Linked DNA regions of Homo sapiens: region 1 is linked to region 2. A link is an interaction called in ENCODE POLR2A ChIA-PET data of the cell type or tissue named here. Cell type or tissue: OCI-LY7. All regions are shown on one strand. Each heading gives the region's core, and the rest is flanking DNA. Links, peaks and the distances in the headings are about the cores only. Region 1 overlaps LINC01630 (long intergenic non-protein coding RNA 1630). Region 2 has its middle 57 kb from the start of LINC01630.

Region 1 (9,035 bases), core at 585-8,584, 84 kb before region 2:
GGGCCTGAATCATATGAGAAAGTTGAAAATGTTTGTGTCCACTATTACTACTAATCAGTGAATATATTTTATAGAGAAGGGAAGAGGACTTAAAAAGGGGGCATCTTCATCTAGCTGACACCAACAACTCAGCCAAGACAAAGTTACTGGAGATTCCTAACAGAATTGATCTTCCTTTTGGAACAAAAGACTAACCAACCTTGAAATTATGACTTAGTTCTTAGCATATAGCACAGTGGAGAAGAGCTCAACCTCTGGAATCAGACTGTATGAGTTTCAGCGATGGCCCCATCGCTTACTGGGTGTGCCTCAGTTTCCCCATCTGTAAAATGGGGATCACAACATCCAACTCATAGGATTTTTTTCTTAGAGTTAAATAAGCAAGTGGATGTCAAATGCCTGAGACCCGGTGAGTGCTCACTAAATGTTAACCATTACTGTTAGCTGTGAGGAACAACCCACCAGGATTAGAGGACTCCAGGAGGGAAAGGGCCAGAAACGGAATTATAATAAGAACCCATATGGTCTGGAGACAAAAATTCTAATTGCCACTCTGCCCACGATAAAGCTATTTTCATCTTCAATACTAATCTCCTTTTTTTCTATATGTCATGCCACCAAGGAAGCATTGGTGAATGTCTAGTAAACTAGACGATTATATGTTTTCTCTAACTCATAAAATGAGGTGATTTCCAAATGTTTATCCCTAGGTTTGTTGATGTAATGAGCACATTCTACTTGTTACTAAATAGAAAAAAGAATCTGAAGAAAAGCTTAGAGGCGTAGCATTCTAACATTAGGCACTAGGGGGAAATCTTATTTGATGGATGTGGTAGGAGGTATTATCTCTTATAAATATGGGATGCTTCTTTAGGAGGCAAAATTGTTTCAAATAAAAAAAATAGAAAGCCTTTTTATGACTGTTGAAGACGATATGCCCAAATGGATAATGCTTTAAAACTTGGAATGGATTGCACATTTAAAACTAAACTCTAAAATAAAATAGACATTCTAATTCCAAACAAGAGCATCCCTGGCATTTCCTGTAAAAGGAAAGGACTTTTGGTGTGAGTTGGGCCTTGGCAAAGGACACAGCCTGGCAGGCCCCAGCGCATGTTGCCAGATGAAATATGCATGCCCAAGTGGCTGATTGGCTCTAACTGAGATACATGGTGGCCCAAGGTTTCTGAGGCTCCTCAGAATGCAGGTGGCCTTCGTATCAGACTGGCTGAGGGGCAAGGCAGAAGTCAATTGATACGATTCAGCTCTGTGTCCCCATGCAAATCTCATCTCAAGTTGTAATTCCCAGTGTTAGGGGAGGGACTTGGTAGGAGGTGATCGGATCATGGGGGCAGATTTCCCCCTCGCTGTTCTCATGATAGTGAGTTCTCATGAGATCTGATGGTTTAGAAGTGTGTAGCACCTCCTCCCTTGCACTCTCTCTCTCTCTCCTGCCACCCTGTAAAGAAGGTGCTTGCTTCCCCTTCGACTTCTGCCATGATTGTAAGTTTCCTGAGGCCTCCCAGTCATGCTTCCTATTAAGCCTGTGGAACTGTCAGTCAATTAAACCTCTTTTCTTCATAAATTATCCAGTCTCAGGTAGTTCTTTATAGCAGTGTGACAACAGACAAATACATCAATCGACTACCCAGTGGCTCCTTAAGGAGCATGACCAGCTGAACTGCTGTATTGTGGAGTATCAGAACAAGGGCCAGGCTAACAAGTGCATCCAGCATCAGCATGGGTTACAAAGAAATCTCATTTATTTTGCTACCGTCACAGACACCAGCCCAACCAGTACTTCAAAAGCAATGAGACAATCTTCCAGTTGGCTGTTGTGAGGAGTAATTGAATGTAATCCATCTCTTAGAAAATGGAGACAGGATTTTTACCAACTTAATTGCTTAAAACATGAACGAAAGCCCTATGGCTCTTTTAAAAACTGTGAGTGTGCAAAGAAAGCTAACTTAACTGTATTCTCAATGTAAATATTTATTTTAATGATTAAGCAAATCCCTCAATAAGGTGACCCCAGGTGTTCTCTTTCCTGGATGTGGAGCATGTTTGGATAACAAAGACATCACTGGCATCTGCAAGCCTACTTTTTAGTTTCAACCCAAAGAGGAAATTGAGTAGGCCTCAGGCAGGAATTGGTGGGACTCCTGACTGAGCCCTTGCTACATAGACAGGTAACTCTGTGCTCCTTCCTACCAGTTTGTCAATGCCTTGAAATAAAGCTTACTTTTCCACACAATCCTCCTTCTCCTAATACTTCTCCTCCTCCTTTCTTCCCAATAAAGGAATCTGATGGAATCAAGAATGTAATGAAGCAATAAAAGGCCTAATTGAAGCTGAAAGCCAATTCCATCCCTGACCTTTTGCAGGAACTTATTTTGGTCACTGAAGTGTTGATGTTGCACTACAGTGTTATATCATGCCCTGGTTACCAGGAAGAATATCTCCCCAACCTCAGGACAATCAAGGTTTCTCCTCCCTGATTTTGGCAAATATGGAGAAGCTACCCATAAGGAATGAAAGCTGAACCTAATAAGCATTAGGGCAGTGTGTCTAAAGTGCTCTCAAGGAAATCTGGAGGCATCTTTAGAGCCTTTCTCCAGACACATCACATGTATCATTTAGGGTAAGCCAGTCTAGTTGCTGTAATAAGCAAACCCCAAAATAAGTAATGGTGCCAGCATAATAAAAGCTTATTTCCTTCTCAAAGTCCAAAGGGAAGTTGCTGCAGGCCGGGCGCGGTGGCTCAAGCCTGTAATCCCAGCACTTTGGGAGGCCGAGGCGGGCGGATCATGAGGTCAGGAGATCGAGACCATCCTGGCTAATCTGGTGAAAGCTCGTCTCTACTAAAAATACAAAAAAATTAGCCGGGCGTGGTGGTGGGCGCCTGTAGTCCCAGCTACTCAGGAGGCTGAGGCAGGAGAATGGCATGAACCTGGGAGGCGGAGCTTGCAGTGAGCCGAGTTCAGTGCCACTGCACTCCAGCCTGGGCGACAGAGTAAGACTCTGTCTCAAAAAAAAAAAAAAAAAAAAACAGAAGTTGCTGATTGGACACAGCCTCCTTCATCTTGTGTTTCTGAATATATTCAATACGTGGCTTTCAAGTTTTCTTAGTTTGTCTGCATCAAGCCAAAGAAACGGGAAATAGCACAGAGTTCCCATTAGAAATCTTTGTGGCCCAAGTCCTTTCTGCTCAGTTACATAGCCAGACATTACTGCCTGAGAGGCAAGGAAAGATAGGGTAACTGTGGGCTCCAGGAAGAAGAGAAGCGAGTTCGTTGAATAACTAGGCAGTTTTTGTGTGTGGATTATATTGCTGTCCCTTCTTCATCACCCTCCTTGTCTACATGATCTTCCAATAAAACCTTGCAGGACCCTCTCACTATGCAATGGCATACATCACTTCCCCTTCCCTTTGGGTATGGCCATAAGACACTTTTGGACCATAGAATGAGACAGGAGTGACAGGTTGCCAGTTTTGAACCTTGGCTTGAGAGATCCTGTATGGGTGCACCTGCTCTCTTTGCCTCTCATCACCATGAGAAGAGCATACCTGGGCTAGCCTGCTTGTCCTCAGGCAGGATCAGGGACATGCAGCAGAGCCAAGTCTCTCTAGTCTAGCCCAGCTCAGATCAAACTACCCTTAACATCAGATTCATGAGAATTATCATTTTAAGCCACCGAGTTTTGGAACAGTTTGTTAGGGAGCAGATTTCGGCAATATCTGTTACATTCTGCTACATCACCACTCAACAAATATTTTTTAACTCTGAAACAGAAATCTACAACAGTTTCACTACTGATATCACAATTAAAAGTCAATCCTTCTTCCCTTCAAGCCTTATTTAAAAAGCATATGTAATAGTCCAAAATTTAGCTAAAATTAAGTTCATTTTAGATTACCTAACAAACCTTTGGTGAATTGGAACACAAATGTCTGTTTTTAAATGCATCCATTCCTATATTAACAGTTTATGATTTGGTTGAGGGAACTAATGCATTGTTGCTGGTTATGAAACAGAATAATATGGTTATAGTTAGCATCATTTTCATATACTTTATAAAGAAAATTTTTATGATGATATAATAAAGATATGAGCGTTGTTTGTTCTGAAAGCTCCAAAAATGTACTTTGAGTTCCCATGGATCAAGTTGAAGGGTAATTATTTATTTACTCAACAGACTGTGTTTCAATGCAGTTGTTGTGCCTCTTACTGAAACGGCTCCGTTGTCTGCGGTATATACCCTGGCTCTTGGTCTCGGTCAAGAAAGAATTCAGGACACGGACATACATGAGCAGTGGGTTCAGGAGCAGAAAGTGTAATAGCAAAAGAAAAGAGAGAGAAAAAGCTTCCTTATGTTGAGAAAGCAGGTCGCCGAAAAGAGGGTTTATCTTTTGTGGTGGAACGCAATTGGTTTGTACAGAGGCTTGAGGAGGCGATGTTTGATTTACATAGGGCCCAGGGGATTGCTTTGACCAGGTGTGCCATTTACATAGCCCACAAAAAGGCTGGCCCTCCCACCCTAGTCTTTTATTATGCAAATGCGGCCTCCACCTGGCAGAGGCCTTGATATCTGTACACGTGATTTTATCTGGAGGCTGCCATGACACCTGGCACATGTGATGACAAGGAAAAGAGGGCGGGAAACGCCATATTGAATGTACCTGACTTCCAGGTACAGCTGCTTCCATTTACATATAAAAGCTTCTAGTTTGCATGTCTATGCCTGACTTCTCAGGCTGCTTTCTGTTAGAGAAGAAATAGTTTGGGGGTTCCTTCTTTTTAAAGGAAAATTCCAGGGAGAACTTTCACCCTTTCTAGCGCCTAAAAATAATTTCTTAATAACTACTGTATTATAACTTCAAAATCTCTAGAGATATGGGGAGACAGACACTGGTTGGTTAATGACCAGCCAATGATATGAGTAACCCTAGTTGCAATCAGGTGTAATGGGTGGGGTGGAGAGAAGAAGGAAAGAACAAAGGGAGACAGGAAGTGAGGGAAAAAGGAAGAAAGGATGGAGATGACACAACACATGCCTGGCCAAGAGATGAAAGGAATGGTCAGATCCCAGAGAAAAGCATATGAGAAAAGCAGCCACCTCAAAACATGCCTAGTCCAGGCACCACCTAGTGTGACTGTCACAGGACTCCAGGCAGAAGCCATCACATATGCAAGAATCTAGAGCAAAGAGAACATGCCTCTGTTATTAGTCGTCAATGCTCTTTCATCCCTTTATTAGTTCTTCGTGTTATAATCTACTATTTCTCGCTACTCAATACTGAATGAAGTGCCCCTCCTCTGTTTGTGAGCTCCCTGGATTCACCTCATCCTATTATCCCGCACATCATCTAAAAATTGCTGTCTACACATCTATATTCCCTACTAGCATGTAAGTTATATAGAGAGCAGAGACTATGTCTATTTTGTTTATCCATCATCTCCCTGGCACTAACACAATATCTGACATGCAGCAGGCATTCAGTAAGCATTGTCCGAGTCATGAGTATCATTTACCTATATGCCTTTGTGCTTGAGGAATCATGAATATCTACACAATGGATATATGCATTTGCAAACATTTCATTCACTCTGTCTATTTCAGGAGGATTTTTTTTTGCTTTAGCTTCCTGAAATCCTTGGAGATTCTGAGCTCAAATATTAAAAGATAGCTACATAAATAAACATTTAAAATATACAATAAATTCTTGTCATCCTTGAATTATTCAAATGGCTTTGAGAATATTTCCACTGATATGATGATTATAATTGCCATTTCATTTTCATACTTTTTTTTTGAGACGGAGACTCGCTCTGTCACCAGGCTGGAGTGCAGTGGCACAATCTTGGCTATTGCAACCTCTGTCTCACGGGTTCAAGCGATTCTCCTGCCTCAGCCTCCTGAGTAGATGGGACTACAGGCATGCACCACCATGCCCAGCTAATTTTTGTATTTTTAGTAGAGACAGGGTTTCCCCATGTTGGCCAGGATGGTCTCTTGACCTCATGATCGGCCCACCTCAGCATCCCAATGTGCTGGGATTATAGGCGTGAGCCACCACACCTGGCCTTATAAACATGCACTATCTAATGACATTTTGGTCAACCAGGGACCGTGGCCCTAAAAAATTATAATGGAGCTAAAAAATTCCTACCACCTAGCGACATTGTAGCCATCGTAAAGTCATAGCACAATACATTACTCACATGTTTGTGGTGTAAATACACCTACTGCAGTGCCAGCCATTTAAAAGTGGAGCAGATACATTTATATACAGCACATAAAGCTTGATAATGTTAATAAATAACTATTACTGGTTTGTGTATTTACTATACTATACTATTGTTGTTAATTTAGAGCGTACTACTTCTATTTTTTTTTAATTACCTATAAAACAGCCTCAGACAGATCCTTCAGGAGTCATCCCAAAAGAAGACATTGTTATCATAGGAGATGACAGCTCCATGCGTGCTATTGCCCCTGAACACCTTCTAGTGGGACAAGATGTGAAAGTGAGAAACAATGATATTTTTAAAGTTTAAAAGTTAAAAAAAAAAAAAAAGAGCCAGGTGTGGTGGCTCACGCCTATAATCCCAGAACTTTGGGAGGCCAAGGCCGGTGAATCACTTGAGGTCAGGAGTTCGAGACCAGCCTGGCCAACATGGTGAAACCCCATCTCTACTAATAATACAAAAATTGACTGGACGTGGTGGCCTATGCCTGTAATCTCAGCTACTCAGGAGACTGAGGCAGGAGAATCACTTGAACCAAGGAGGCAGAAGTTGCAGTGAGCCGAGATCATGCCACTGCACTCCAGCCTGGATGACAAGGTGAGACTCCATCTCAAAAAAAAAAAAAAGTAGAAAATAATTGCTAAATAGAAAAAAAAACTTTTGGAATAAGAATATCAAGAAAGAAAGTAATTTTTACAGCTGTACAATGTGTTTGTGGGTACTTTTTTCTTCCATTAATTTATTTATTTATTTATTTATTTATTTATTATTTTTTATTTTTGAGACAGGTTCTCACTTTGTTGCCCAGGCTGGAGTGCAGCAGGACAATCATGGTTCACTGCAGCCTCGACCTCCCAGGCTGGAGTGATCCTCCCACCTCAGCCTCCTTAGTAGCTGGGACTACAGCTATGAGCCACCAGACCTGACTAATTTTTGTATTTTTTGTGGAGAAGGGGTCTTGCCACGTTGCCCAGGCTGGTCTCTAACTCCGGGGCTCAAGCAATCTGCCTGCCTCGGCCTCCAAAAGGTGTTTGTGTTTTAAGCTAAATGTTATTATAAAAGAGTCAAAAGTTAAAATTTAGAAGTTTGTAAAGTAAAAAAGTCACAGTAAGATAACTTGTTATTGAAAAAAGAAAAATATTTTTATAAGTCTAATGTAGCATAAGGCTACAGGGTTTATAAAGTCTGCAGTAGTGTCCAATAATGTCCTAGGTATTCACATTCACTCACTTCTCATTCACTGACTCACCTAGAGCAACTTCTAGTCCTTCAGGCTCCTTTCTTGATAGGTACCCCATACATGGGTACCATTTTTTTAAATCTTTTATATATTTTTACTGTATCTTTTCTGTTTTGATATACAAATACTTACCATCATGTTACGATTGCCTACAATATTCAATACAGTGACATGCTGTACAGGTTTGTAGCCTAGGAGCAATAGGCTATACCTTATAGGCTAGACACGTAGCAGGCTATGCCATCTAAGTTTGTGTAAGTACACGCTATGACGTTTGCACAACAGTGAAATCACCAAGCAATGCATTTCTCCTAACCTATCCCCATCATCAAGCAATGCATGACTATTTATTGCAATATCATTTTATTGCATATTTGTCATGACATTTTTATTTTAAAAAAGTATTTTCTGAAAATGTTTAAGATATTTTTAATCCTTTTAAAAGTGAATAGCTAACTTAGATCCTTTTGGATTTGTGACCTTTTGCAAACATCAGTTCATACTAAATAATGTTTATGGTACAAATTTAATATTACCTTTTTTCTGCAAAGACTACAATCACTCTACTTGAGAATCTTCTGCTGTTCTGTCTAACTCTTCTAATGCACCTTGCATCATATCTGATTAAATCTAATTGCTTTCACATTTCCCAACCATGTTATCTGAGAGTGATTGCAGGATCAAATTTTATATGAATTTCTTCAAAATATGCCAATTTATACTGGTGAAGAGATTATCAGACATAATCTCTGAATTATTCCCCAAAAATGTAATTATAATTGGCACAGTCGAGGCCACATCTCCTAGTAATGAATTCTAAGTATGTACAGTACCTGGAACAAAGATTCGTTCTGGATATTTCAGCCCAAAGTCTAGTTTGCCCATGTTGTTTTTGCAGCCACATCAACACCATTGCCTTACACTGCCCTCGTCAGTCTTTTAAATTAATGCCTGTTATCTAAAGAAGATTTTTTGATTCTTCAATTAAGTAAAAAAAAAAAGGTGTGCACTTTACAACAGGTGTAGAATCAATGAAATACTCATTTCGACCTTCTTGTTTTTGTCTTCTGATTCAAACATATGTACAACAAATGTTAGTTGTCTGACATTTTGTCCCTGCCACAATCTGATTGAACTGAGTAACACATACCTTTTAAATTTTTATGTGTGGCATTTTGTCTCACTTAATTACCTGTTAAATTAATCATTACGAATCAAATTCTCCATCCTAGAGAGTGATAATTTATTTTACAATTTCTTATCCATCTTACATGTTTGGCCATTCAAATTTTGAAATTATTTCTAGCAAACTTAGAAAATTTTCTTTTTTCAGTAAATATTGTGCCTCAGAAATCTTTGTCATGCTTTGTTTTGAAGAACATCATGCCAATGTTCTCGATCAGCACTGACTTGTCTGTGTGGAATACTATTGATTGTTCACTGTTTATTCAGCCTTTTTGTTCCATTGTAGTAATTGCATATGGGACTTTTTGTGTACAAGTGACATTTCACGACTGCAATTAAATCTTCATTCAGGGAAGAAT
Region 2 (9,035 bases), core at 634-8,633:
GATTGTACCAGTTACTTTTAATGATTAGTGCTGAGGTGACAAGAGCTGAAGCAATTTCTCCATCAGACAGCAGATGAATAATCTCCCTCTAACTTGGTTTTTCCACCTATAAAATAGAAATAATGAGTAAATCTGCCACTAAAAATAAAAAGGACCTTCCTGTTTAAGTAGCATGATACCTCAAAATGTTAGCTTGAGATTCTTCGGCTTACAACACTAGACCACAGCAATAAAGACAAAAGTTACAGCCTTCTCGACTTTGCATGTACTTTCTGATTAGTTCACTTTAATACTCCCCTAGGCACAGAAATAATTCTGGGAGTTGAAATCCCTCAAGCTGACCTGAGTCCTATAGTGCTTTTTTTTTTTTTTTTTTAAGAAAGTGATCTTCTCCAAATTCATTCAGCCACTATTTCTGAATTATGAGTGCATAAAAAGAGATACACCTTTTCGTGTGAGGTCTCATAATTCACCCTCACCTAACACAGTTGATAAATGCAAGCAGGCAACTCCCTGTTAAAATATATGGAATAGATATATTACTGTATCTACTGTATATTTTCATTTTGGCAGGCAATGAGTTCTCCTTCACCTTATGATAATAAATTGCAAAACCTCATCCATATCGTAACATTAAATAACAGGATACAAATAAATCATTGTAATGATATTTGTTCCTTGTAACTACTTTCAGTTTTGGATCTCAAAGCCCTTTACTAACACAAATTAATTAGCTCTTGCGCCACAGGAGATTAGTTTTAATATACTGCTATAAATTATAATACGGGAATACCATAAAAATTATTCATATACACTCATTTCTTTATAAAGGTTCAAAGAACTAAAACCAGTTGTTCTCAACAGGAGGCAATCTAGTCCCCCAGAGGGCATTTGGCAATGTCTAGAGATACTCTTGATTGTCACAACTGGGCAGGGAGGGAGGTGCTACTGGTTCTACTGGGTAGAGACCAAGGATGCTGCTAAACATTCTATAATGACCAGGACAGCTCCTCACAAGAAAGAATTATCTGGTACAAAATGTCAATAATGCCAAGACTGAGAACGCCTAATCTAAAGAAACATGTTCTTCTTATAGGGAGAGTAGGAGATTTCTTTGTTTCTTACTTTGCTAAAGATATTTCCTCAATTCATAGGTGAGGTGATTGCCACTGAGAAGTAGCCCAACTAGATTCAAACATCAACTCATTAACTATGAAACAAAAATCTAAGACAAGAACTGACATTTGAGAAGACCAAGTTACTAGATAAAAATGTCTCATAATCAACCAATCAGAGAATCAGCAAGAAAGGAACACCCACCCCCAACACCTCTCCTCAAAAAAGAAATGACCCATTGGCTTCACACAGAGGATCACTTTTTCCATATACCTATACTACATTCCTGACCACAATTAGCTATCTCAAAATGTTTGTCATTATTTATATGAGGACCAGGCACAGGAGTGGGATGTTGCTGATGTAGGGCAAACCATGCCGTTGCACAAGTTCTATTGATGGCAGGACAAGAAACACCTTCAGGTTACAATGCTGAGCACTTTTTGAAGAAGACTAAGGAGCGGTTGATATGGATGTGTGTGTTTGCGTGTGTGTAATTCTTTCTGATTTCTTCCTTTCTGTCTTTTCCTATGTGAAATACTGGTTCAACATCTTGCTAGTGGATGTGAAAGTTGCCTTGAATTTTCTTCTCGTGTAGTTGCAAATCACCTCCTCCACATTTTCCAACTTTCCTACTTGATTATGTGGGGAAATAGATGATACATTCCTGAGGTAGACCATAAATAAAATAGACAGTAGTCACAGGAGACTTTAGATATTTGGAAATGGAAATCTCATTCAAATAAAAACAGAACATATGACTCATTTAGCAGTCTGTCCCCCAGAGAATAAAAGAAGCTGCTAAAGAAACTGCTGTTCTGCACCTAATTCTTGCTCATGGAAAGAAAGCTATTGGCAAAATAAAAGTGTGGTATTGTTGAGGAAAAAGTATCCTGTCATTTTAGAACCATAAAAGAAACTTTGGGCATAATCAGATATAAGCCCTAGCATTTTCAATTTCAGAAAGTTAAGAAAAGATGATTATAATTCCATGATAAAAGATTTTTTTAATGGGGTCTGGTTTTTGCCAAGGCTGGAGTGCAGCGGCACAATCTTGGCTCACTGCAACCCCCACCTCCCGGGCCCAAGCAATCCTCCTACCTCAGCCTCCCAAGTAGCTGAGACCACAGGTGCACGCCACCATGCCCAGCTAATTTTTTTGTATTTTTGGTAGAAACAGGGTTGCACCACGCTTCCCAGGCTTGTCTCAAACTCCTGAGCTCAAGCTATCTGCCCACTTCAGCTTTCCAAAGCGCTGGGATTACAGGCGTGAGCCACCATGCCTGGCTCCATGATAAAAGATTTTGAAGAAGACATGGCTCACAAAGACTGGAAAGTTCTCAGAAATGCTATTCTGACTTCATAATTAGCAAATTATCTTAATGAAGAAGGAAAGATAAAAACATTCAGAGAAATCAAAGTATTTCTAAAGAAGGTGAAGTTCTAAAGGAGAAATATAAAAGATGAAAGGACATATCAGATGTAATCTTGTTGACCCTATGGTGCTTGCAAACAAAGCTGAATGTGTATAGGGCTTTCAGGAGGGGAATTTGTCTCAACAAGATGAGCTCCATTGCCCCTGGTCTATGGTTTGATCAATAATTCTTAGTCCCTGGTGTGTTTCCTTAGCTGCAGATCTCAAATCTCTGAGAAAATCATGGCTGCTCATTTGTTGTGGAAGTGAGTTAAAGAGTAAAACACAGTTATACAAACTGAAAACAGAAATAAAAGAGAGAAATTATGGAAGAAATTATATGAAAGTAAAAGGTAAGAAAGTAAGGGTATTAAAATGAGACCTGAATAAGTGGAAAGAGATACCATCTTCATGGATAGAAATATTCAGTATGAGAAGGTTCCAGTTTCCAAACAAATTAAATGCAATTCTAATTGAAATCCCAAAAGATTTGTTTAAATTAAACTGAATTTAAGTTATGACTTAAAATGATTTTAAATTATACTGAAATTAAGATTGACAAGCAAAAAGCCAAAAATAGTTAAGACAATTTTGAAGAAGAATAATAACATAGAGGATTCTTACTCTACCACATATAAAGACTTATTATATATAGCACTTACTGTTGTATTGACCAGAGATAGGCAAGTCAATTAGTGAAGTATCATAGAGAGCCCAGATATAGACCCATATATTAAGCTTATATAAAAACATATATTAAAAATGTTTTAAACAAAACAGAAAGATGGCCAGGCACAGTGGCTCACTCTATCCCAGCACTTTGGGAGGCCAAGGTGGAAGGATCACTTGAGCTCAGGAGTTCAGGACCAGCCTGGGCAACATGGCAAAACTCCGTCTCTTCCAAAAATAAAAAATATTAGCTGGGTATGGTGACATGTGCCTGTGGTCCCAGCTACTCAGGAGGCTAAGGTGGGAGGATCACTTGAGCCTGGGAGGCAGAGATTGCAGTGAGCAATTCCAATGAAGATCGTGCCACTTCACTCCAGTTTGGGTGACAGAGTGAGACCCCAACTCAAAAAAAAAAAAAAAGAAATATCATTACAAATCAGTGGAGAGAAGATTGACTCTTCAATAAATCGTTCCAGGAAGGACCATTAGTTTTCCTATTCAGAGGAAAAAAGGTAGTTTCTGCAAATTGCACAGTACTCAAAAAGCAATTTCAAGGTTATTAAGTACCTAAATGATATAAAGTTAAACTTGAAACTTTGAAGAAAGTGTAGGAACACATTTTTCTTACCTTGAAATAGGGAGGAATTATTTTAAAAAGATTCCCAACTCAAAAATCGTAGGGGTAAAAAGACCTATTTGATGCATTCATTCAAAACATAGTTGCAACACAAGCAACCTAAAAATAATTAATATCCAGTTACAACAAAAATAACATAAAAGCTATTATTAATAATACTTAATAGTAGTACCTAAGGAAAAGAATACACTTGAAGAATGGACCAAGGTTAGAAACAATGGCCTAGGAATATATAAAAGAATGAATCTCACAGTAATCAGGTAAATGCAAAGGAAGGTAGCCATGTGATATACCATCTCACATCCAATGACATTGCGAAAAATTAAAATCTGTTTACACCAAAAGCTGGCAAGATGGAACACTCATATACTGAAATGGGCATGTAAGTTGTTCATCAACTTTGTAAGGCAATTTAGAAGAATCTTGTTAAATTGAAGACACTCATATCTAAGACTCAAGCAATTCCACTTCTAAGTGTATAGCCTAGGGAAACATTCTCAAGTGTTCTCAAGAAGATATGTACAATAGTGTTTATAATAGTGTAAGTGATAGAAACAATCTAATGTCTATCATGGGACAATAGTGTTTATAATCGCATAAACACTGGAAACATCTAATGTCCATCAATGGGAGATGCAATATAAAAATAATTTTTAAAATTTATACCACAAACACTACGCAGCTTAAACTATAAAAAGTTAAATCGGAGGCTGGGTGCAGTGGCTCACATCTGTAATCCTAGCACTTTGGGAGGCTGAGGCGGGTGGATTGCCTGAGGTCAGGAGTTAGAGACCAGCCTGGCCAACATAGTGGAACCTCGTCTCTACCAAAAATATAAAAAATTAGCTGGGCGTGATGGTGGGTGCCTGTAATCCCAGCTGCTTGGGAGGCTGAGGCAGGAGAATCGCTTGAACCCAGGAGGTGGAGGTTGCAGTGAGCCAAGATCGCACCATTGCACTCCAGCCTGCGCAAAAAGAGTGAAACTCTGCCTCAAAAAAAAAAAAAAAAAAGTTAAATCAACCTGAATGCATCTCAAAAAAAAGTTGAACAACGAAAGAAAAAGTAGATAAATTGGACTTTATAAAACTTAAAGACTTTTCTTGCTTCAAATGACACCATCAAGAAAGTGAAAAGACAACCCACAGAATGGGAGAAAATATTTGCAAGTCATATAACCTATTAAAAGTTTTGTATCCAGAATGTGTAAAAAATTGTTACCACTTAATACTAAAAAGGCAAATAACCCAATTAAAATATGGGCAAAGGACATTAATCGACATTTCTCCAAAGAAGATATAGAAAAAGGCAATATACACATGAAAAGGTTCTCAACATCATAGGCCATCAAGAAAATGTAAATCAAAATCATATAATGAACCACTTCACATGCACTAGAATGGCTATCATCAAAAAGGCAGATAATCACAAATGTTGGTGAGGATGTGGAGAAATTGGAGCCCTCATACACTGCTGGTAGTAATGTAAAATGTTGCAGCCACTTTGGAAAAGAATCTGGCAATTCCTCAAAATGTTAAACACAACATTGCTATATGACCCAGCAACTCCACTCCCATCTATATACCCAAGAGAAATGAAAATGTGTTCATACAAAAACCTGCAAGAGTGGTCATAGCAGCATTATTCATAATAGCCAAAAGGTAGAAATCTAGGCGTGTCAACTGGTGAATTGATAAAATGTGGAAAATCCATACAATGAAATATCCAAAGGTAAAAATATATATAATATCCGATAATGAAGTACTGATCCATGCTACAACATAGATGAACCATGAAAACATTATACTAAGTGAAAGAAGCCAGCTGCAAAGGACCATATATTGTATTATTCTCTTCATATGAAAAGACCAGAATAGACAAATCTATAGAGGCAGAAAATAGCTTAATGGTTAATGCCCCCAGGGAGAGGGGGCAATGGGACACCATCGCTAATAGAAACAAGGTCTCTTTTGAGGATGATGATAATGTTTTAAAATTGTAAATATACTAAAAACATTGATTAAATCGGTGAATTGTATGGTGTGTCTCAATAAAGCTGTTCTTTGAGGAAAAACAAAGGACAATGAAGCCAAATTCAATGTGGTTTATTTCTGGATGAATCCCAAAACAGAAAAGGGACATTAATGGAAAAACTAGTAGAATCTTTTTTTTTTTTTTTTTGAGATGGAGTCTCACTCTGTTGCCCAGGCTGGAGTGCAGTAGAACGATCTCAGCTCACTGCAACCTCCACCTCCGTGGTTCAAGTGATTCTCCTGTCTCAGCCTCCCAAGTAGCTGGGATTACAGATGCCCACCACCACACCCGGCTAATTTTTGTATTTTCAGTAGAGATGGGATTTCGCCATGTTGGCCAGGCTGGTCTTGAAGTTCTGACCTCAGGTGATCTGCCTACCTTGGCCTCCCAAAGTGCTGGGAATACAGGCATGAGGCACCATGCCCAGCAAAACTAGTAGAATCTTAATAAAATCTGTAATTTAGTTCAGATGCACATGCCACCACAGCTGGCTAATTTTTTATATTTTTGGTAGAGATGGGGTTTCACCATGTTGGCCAGGTCTCAAACCCCTGACCTCAAGTGACCCATCCGCCTCAGCCTCCCAATGTGCTGGGATTACAGGCATGAGCCACCATGCCCGGCAAAACTAGTAGAATCTTAATAAAGTCTGGAATTTAGTTCAGATACTCTAACAATGTTGGCTTCTTAGCTTTGACAAACGTACCTGGTAATGTAAGTTGGGAATAGTAAGAGACGCCTGCTAAAGGGTATACAAGAACTCTCTGTACTCTTTGCCAACTTTCTGTAAATCTAAAATAATTTCAAAATAAAAAGATTATGTTTTAAATGTTAAGCAAAAGAAAATGTAGAATGAACATTTCATTATAACAACATTCAAATAACATTTACAAACATGGGAAACTATATTGTTTGGGGACACAAACATGCTCATGGATATTTTCATGTCCTATAATTACATATATAAATCATAGGACATGAAAATATTCATAAGCATGATAAACCAAATTCAGAACAGTGGTTACCTCTGGACAGGAAGAGAGTGAAATGGGAACTAGAAAACATGGTAATACTTTTCTTTTTAATTAAAAATAATTCTAGGCCGGGCATGGTGGCTGATGCCTATAATCCCAGCACTTTGGGAGGCCGAGGTGGGCGGATCACCTGAGGTCAGAACTTCAAGACCAGCCTGGCCAACATGGGGAAACCCCGTCTCTACTAAAAATACAAAAATTAGCTGGGCGTGGTGGTGGACATCTGTAATCCCAGCTACTCCAGAGGCTGAGGCTGGAGAATTGCTTGAACCCGGGAGACGGAGGTTGCAGTGAGCTGAGATGGTGCCATTGCACTCTAGCCTGGGTGACAAGAGCAAAATTCCATCTCAAAAAATAAAACAAAATAAAATAAAATAATTCTAAAGCAAATATGACAAATTAATAAGTTAAACAAATGTGGTGGTATGTATCCAGGCATTTATTGTATCATCCTTTACATCTTGATATATTTGAAATATTTTCTTTTAGAAAAAACTATAATGAATTGGGCAACATTTAAAGACACCTCACATCTCAAGTAATGTTAGCAGAGTATGAAGGCATGATAACGATTTTCATTATCATCGTAAAGGTAATACAAGGATTATATATGATTAGGATTTTGGTAAATAAGATGGCATATAACTACTAAGAATAGCTATTCATTTGTAAGAAGAACACACAAATTAGTCATAATAGACCACTTAGTTTTATGTTCAGTGCCCTCAGTGCCTGAAATTGTATATGTTATGACCTTGGGTGAGCCATCTAACCCCTTCACCTCTCCAGTTTCTCCATGGTAAAATGGAAATAATATTACCTCTCACACTATTGGACGATTAAATGAGGCAATCCATGTAAACTGGGTTAATCCCATGGTCTGCCCACCATGGGACATTTGGCAATATCTGGAGATATTTTGAGTTGCCACAAATTGGGAAGCAGGAATGCTCCTCGCGTCTAGTGAGCAGAGACCAGGGATGCTGCTGAACATCCTACAGTGCACAGAGCAGCCAACAGCCCCCCCAGAAAGAATTATCCTGTCCCAAATGCCAATAGTGCCAAGGTCAAGAAACCCTAATGTAGAACATTAACATAGTGCCTGGCGCATGGACTGCACTCTGCTGTTAGCTGCCATATTATCATCATCATCACTGTTGTAATATAACACCAGGAGAGGTCTGAACACACTGGCACCTGGACGTATCTCCTTTCGCCTTTTTAATAAGTGTTTAAATTGGACCTAACAGAGTCTGTACTGCAGCTGGGAAGACTAGCGTGTCTTTGGAATATAAGAGGTGTCATTTTTCTCCTTTGCTTGCAGCTCTGAGCTGCTCTTCCCTTCCCATCCACTTTCATTTCTTATTTCCACTTTGTAGCTGCATTAATTAACCCTGCAAAGGGTTTTAGGCATCCATTGATAGAAAGGACGTTTGCTTTCAAAGATAAAGCTATGTCATTACCAAGCCTCCGCTGCACACCACGGAAAAACAGCCTTCAGAGAGAGCTGCTCTGGGCAAACAGCGGCAAATTATCCATTGTTAACCTTGGGCTGCCTTTAAAAGAAAACATTTTAAGAGGAAAGAAAAACAAAGACAAAACAAACAATGGTCATGTAAGTTCTGTACCCACTTGCAGGGTCAGTACAAGAAAGATCCGCCTCTCCTGGACCAATATTTAAACTGCAGAGCTAGAGTATAGTAGGTCAACCCACTGCCCCATCTAAATGGTGTGGGTGTGAGCACCTAGCCCCATTTTCTATACAGAGACACCCTTCTCTATAAAACAACAGCAAATCTTATATGCAAATTTGCCACTCCCTCAAAAAAAAAGAGCATTTTGAACAATAAATAAAACCAAAAACATTCATAAACTTAAGAGAGGGTTTCCATCTCTTGTTCCCTACCTTCTTTTCTCACAAACCACAATGAAGAGCAGCCTGCAGGGCCTGTACCTACAAATTTTGATTAAGTAGTTTTCCACTGAGATAGAGAGAAATATTAGCATATTCTGGGTTTTAAAGACAAGCCATGAGCTCGTCTGTTATGTCAGCAACGCTTTTAATTCTGTGACAAGTGTCTTCCCACAGTGAGCTCACCACATTTTTCTTTCCCTTTTGTTTCTAGAGCTGGAT

What was found. Peaks named below come from ENCODE experiments on the same cell type or tissue, not always from the same donor. Only the 100,000 strongest peaks of a DNase experiment are listed, where the experiment ranks them.
Region 1: POLR2A ChIA-PET joins it to region 2 with 5 read pairs; 2 of 35 experiments call an interaction of 5 or more read pairs at or near these places.

What each region holds. Positions count from the first base shown.
Region 1 is chr18:51,413,842-51,422,876 of GRCh38, reverse strand. The region is part of intron 1 of LINC01630 (long intergenic non-protein coding RNA 1630); the gene reads right to left. It also overlaps the pseudogene SS18L2P2. Among named protein-coding and RNA genes, the nearest start is that of LINC01630, 26 kb to the right of the region's middle. RefSeq lists enhancers at 688-1,462, 4,795-5,342. In OCI-LY7, for the core only: no CTCF peak of the experiment used is centred there; a DNase peak (open chromatin) is centred at 4,546; H3K4me3 peaks cover 367 bases.
Region 2 is chr18:51,330,361-51,339,395 of GRCh38, reverse strand. No RefSeq gene overlaps it. Among named protein-coding and RNA genes, the nearest start is that of LINC01630, 57 kb to the left of the region's middle. In OCI-LY7, for the core only: no CTCF peak of the experiment used is centred there; no DNase peak of the experiment used is centred there.